Regions from separate parts of the Mus musculus genome. Here region 2 is linked to region 1. The links are chromatin loops, found by intact Hi-C in ENCODE. Cell type or tissue: left cerebral cortex. All regions are shown on one strand.

Evidence for each region. Peaks named below come from ENCODE experiments on the same cell type or tissue, not always from the same donor. Only the 100,000 strongest peaks of a DNase experiment are listed, where the experiment ranks them.
Region 2: a loop joins it to region 1, with 9 times the contacts of the local background. A loop is called at or near these places in 2 of 42 quality-filtered maps.

Annotation. Positions count from the first base shown.
Region 1 is chr1:175,869,333-175,871,832 of GRCm38, reverse strand. It overlaps Gm36360 (a long non-coding RNA gene), which reads left to right. Exons shown (of 3, transcript XR_373723.2): 3 at 1-215. Among named protein-coding and RNA genes, the nearest start is that of Gm36360, 10 kb to the left of the region's middle. In left cerebral cortex, no CTCF peak of the experiment used is centred here; a DNase peak (open chromatin) is centred at 941.
Region 2 is chr1:175,040,517-175,043,016 of GRCm38, reverse strand. No RefSeq gene overlaps it. Among named protein-coding and RNA genes, the nearest start is that of Grem2, 120 kb to the right of the region's middle. In left cerebral cortex, a CTCF peak has its summit at 1,398 (motif pointing left); a DNase peak (open chromatin) is centred at 1,385.

The DNA of each region.
Region 1 (2,500 bases):
ATTCCCCTGAGCTGAGACGGAGCCTTGCCATCACAGAGTCATTAGAGACTGCCTGCCACTCTGGGAGCTTTCCCAGCCTGAAGCATTGTGTCATTATTAAGAATCTCACCAAGGATGAAGAGTTGGACTCTCTGTGGTTTGGAGGGGGCTTGTTACCCACGAGGACTTGTGTTGGTCTGCAACATGACCATAATAAAACATTGTGGAGTCTCTAAGAGATGGAGCTTATTTCTCTGCTTCTGAGGTAATTAGGACATCTGTGGTGCTGCCTAAGGAAGGGGCTAATGTAGTCCTGTGGGATGCCCACTAGTCCTGAAAGAGTGCTCTCTGGCTTCCTGAGGTCTCACCATGTGACCTGTTGCTCTAACTTGTCTCTCCACTATGGTGTAATATAGCCAGTCCCTCATAAAGCTGACTGGATCATGGCACCATAGTCTTGGATACCCCAAACAGTAGCTTAAATAAGGTTCTGTTCTTTGCAAGTCATGCCTCCTTGGATATTTTGTCTCAGCGACAGAAAATGGACAAGACACTTGGATGTGATCCCGGAGGACCTGCCCCGATTAGTTATGTTGACTTACTGGGAAAAGAATTTTGAAGGCTAGAGTCAGGAAGCACAGAAGCACTATTGATAATATTTCTAATCTGGAAATAACTCAGACCTGTCAATAATAGAAAGAATGAATTATAATGCATTTCCATAATGGAATACTGTATAGGAATGTAAAAAGGGAATTTATAGGGTCTCTAAATAATATGGGTATATTTTCAAAAACAATTTTGAGGTAAAATGGTCAAATGCTAAGTAAGGTCTAAGGCCATAAAATCCTCCTAATTCCATGGCCACTGTAGCAGCTAACAACTGGATCTGAGTATTCCTCCTCCACTCCGGATGCTCCCCGTTTCCTAGGTAACTGGCTCCAACTTATCATGGTGAAGAATACAGGCTCCTGGAATGAGGCAGGTCCAGCTTGAGTCACATTTTACTCACATCCGATAATAGCCTTAGACCATAACAACACCTATTTTGCCTGGCTTTGGCTTTTCTTTTGCAAAAGAGCCAATAATAATAAGAAGAAGAGCTGTTTCTCAGCTTTGCCTTGAAAACCCCATGAGGGAGCCAAGCATGGTTCTGAATAAAAGTTGATTCTTTTCCTTTTTCTCTTTCCAAATCTTACTCAAAAAAAAAAAAAAAAAAAAAAAAGAAAGTCATACAAGGATTTGGTTAACTGAAAACTTTGAAGAAGTTAGTGTGGCCCCTTTGTGTTTCTGGCTCTGCATAGTGACTACCCAAAGGCACCGAGTATAGAGCTGAAACACTGGTCCCTTTACACTCCATCTGTGTCACCTGTAAAACTGGGATCAAATGTGCAACAACACCAGAGGACACACATGAGCATTAAATAAGTGTGAAATTTGTACGACACATTTGGAACATACAAGGTGTGCCCTGTGTGTCATAATTCAGGACAGACACAGTAAAGCTTATTACATAGAAAGGCAGACAAATGGGGTGGGGGTGGGGTAGGTGCCAGTATTCCAGTCCTCGGAAAGACAGCTTTGCCATATGCTTTCTCAAAAATATATTTTTGGTGCCAGCCACATTAATTTTCAGAAGTGTCACTTGGTGTTAAGATGTTATATAGTGATTTTATTTTCACAGTAGAAAAAAAGGAGGCTATTGAAATCATCTTCACAGTAAAAGGTAAGAAGCAACTCTTATTGCTCTGGAACCTTATATTTTACAGTGTTTGTATAATACTCATATCGATAATGTTTAGGTTAGTTTTACTGAAAAACACTCTTACAAGTAGCTATCTTAGTCAAACGTCTAAGCTCTGAAAAACGCCATGAATGTTTTATTTATTTATTTATTTATTTATTTATTTATTTATTTATTTATTTTTGAGATGGTGCAGTGGCTAATGCTGATTTTCATCTCAATACAATCACCTCAGATGCTAGGCTCTGAACACATCTGTAAGGGATTGTCTAGACTAGCTTAACTGAGATGGGAAGATGGACCTAAATTATTCGTGGTGCCATTCTGTGGCCTGGGATCACGGTCAGAATGAAAAGGTAATAGTGAGTTGAACACAGAATTCATTTCTGCTTCCTGCCATGGATCCAGTGTGTTAGCATGTTTGGTTTATACAGTGCTGGGGATCAAACCCAAGGTCTTATGCATGCTAAAGCAAGCACTCTAGCCACCGAACTACACCCCCAGCCCATCTGTGACTATTTTAGATGCAGGCTATTGACAAATTTAAATGTCTATCCATTCATTCTGTCAACATGGCCAACAGGCAGATAATTAAAATATAAAATATGTCAAATTATTGTATGTATCTTGGAGAAACATAAGCCAGAGAGTGGAAGATTTGAGCGACTCAAGGTAGGATTAGGATCTTCCAATTTAAAATGGCTTAGCAGGGTTAAAAGAAAGGAACCCATTGTTAAGGAAGGGCCCAAAACAAGGAAAGGACACTACATGCCAAAT
Region 2 (2,500 bases), 830 kb after region 1:
ATATGTTACAGAATTGGATGGCTGAATTTGAACAGATCCTTCGGGAATTGAGACTTCAGGTCAACTCCACGCGCTTGGACCTGTCGCTGACCAAAGGATTACCCAATTGGATCTCCTCAGCATTTCCCTTCTTTAAAGAATGGGTGGGATTGATATTATTTGGAGATACACTTTGCTGTGGATTAGTGTTGCTTCTTTGATTGGTCTGTAAGCTTAAGGCCTAAACTAGGAGAGACAAGGTGGTTATTGCCCAGGCGCTTGCAGGACTAGAACATGGAGCTCCCCCTGATATATGGTTATCTATGCTTAGGCAATAGGTCGCTGGCCACTCAGCTCTTATATCTCACGAGGCTAGACTCATTGCACGGGATAGAGTGAGTGTGCTTCAGCAGCCCGAGAGAGTTGCAAGGCTAAGCACTGCAATGGAAAGGCTCTGCGGCATATATGAGCCTATTCTAGGGAGACATGTCATCTTTCATGAAGGTTCAGTGTCCTAGTTCCCTTCCCCCAGGCAAAACGACACGGGAGCAGGTCAGGGTTGCTCTGGGTAAAAGCCTGTGAGCCTAAGAGCTAATCCTGTACATGGCTCCTTTACCTACACACTGGGGATTTGACCTCTATCTCCACTCTCATTAATATGGGTGGCCTATTTGCTCTTATTAAAAGGAAAGGGGGAGATGTTGGGAGCCGCGCCCACATTCGCCGTTACAAGATGGCGCTGACAGCTGTGTTCTAAGTGGTAAACAAATAATCTGCGCATGTGCCAAGGGTATTTTGTGACTACTTGTACTCTGCCTTCCCCGTGACGTCAACTCGGCCGATGGGCTGCAGCCAATCAGGGAGTGACACGTCCGAGGCGAAGGATAATTCTCCTTAATAGGGACGGGGTTTCGTTTTCTCTCTCTCTTGCTTCTTGCACTCTGGCTCCTGAAGATGTAAGCAATAAAGCTTTGCCGCAGAAGATTCTGGTTTGTTGCGTCTTTCCTGGCCGGTCGTGAGAACGCGTCTAATAACACTTGGTCTTTCTTGTCCCTGCCTGACTCCCTTGGGTATTATAGCTGGCCTTAATTTAGGAATATAGCATGGATTCATGAAAAAGTGTATCAACAATCTGTTTCTTGGGTACAAAGTGAGCAAACTTGTCTTTGATGTTTTAAACAAGACAAAATACAGGAATGTGAGTCACAAACTCAGGCCTCAGATAAAATTGGTCGCCTTGTGGCATAGTCTAAACCCAGGTTAGTGTAATCCCTGTGGACAGTTGTCAAACTCACTGAAAAAGGAGAGCAGAAAAAAAAAAAAAAAAAAAAAAAAAAAAAAAAAAAAAGAGTTTCCCAGTCCTAGGGAGAGTGTAATCCCTTCTAATCATTTGACAAGCCCGACATCTAGTGGCCAGCTGATATTTCTAAGGCAGCTGATGGAGCCAAATCCATCTTAGCTTGAAGTGCTGTGTGGAAATTGGGTGGATCTATAACTGTCGAGGTCAATGGTCAATGTTTCTGTAAACAGTGCAGAATGGAGAGTATGAAAGTCACCTTGGTGGGTGTGGTATCCTTCTCTAATCCAGTGATTTATCTTTGCCGGGAACTAGAGTCTCAAGACAAGAAAAAGGGTTGGAGATAAAATGCAAAGAGAAAGAGCTTGGGGCAGTGCCTGTTAGCTACCTGTGCCATGTGACCCCACCTCTAAGTCCTCCACTGGGTGTCAGAGTACATCAGACCTGCCTGCCCAGTGGCCCTGAATTGTAAGCAACAATTTCACAGATGAAATGGAAAGTGAGTGTCTTTTGGAGTTGTCAGATATTTACCAACAAAAGGGGAAAGGAATAAGTGAATACCCTATATTTTAAAAAGTTTTTTTTTTTTTTTTTTTTTTTTTTTTTTTTTTTTGGTTTTTTGAGACAGGGTTTCTCTGTATAGCCCTGGCTGTCCTGGAACTCACTCTGTAGACCAGGCTGGCCTCGATCTCAGAAATCCACCTGCCTCTGCCTCCTGAGTGCTGGGATTAAAGGCGTGCGCCACCACGCCCGGCAAAAAGTTATGTACTTTTAAGATTCCATTTCTCCCTTCCCTTTTTTTCCTACAAAACTCTCATGTACTCCTCACTTACTTTCTTCCAAATTCATGGCCTCTTTTTTCAGTAATCATTGGTGTGTGTGTGTGTGTGTGATACAATGAACTATTTTGGCCTAATTGAAAGTTAAAAAAAATCACAGAGCAATCATTTGTTATTTTCTTATTTTGTTTATGAGAATTTGATAACTTGTATTTGGCTCCAGAGTAAATTATAGTTTCTTCTTTTGATATGAGTCTGAGTTTTTATTGTTTTGTCTGTCTGTCTGTCTGTCTGTCTACACTAGAAATCTATAGAGCCTTCTCCAAGACTCCTTGCCTGAGCCAAAGTGCTGTGCCATAGTGAGTGCCTGAGAGGACAAGCTTATGTGTGGCTTTGAGGTGAAGGAAGGAACAGAGGGCACCAGACACCGGTTAAACTGTGCTGT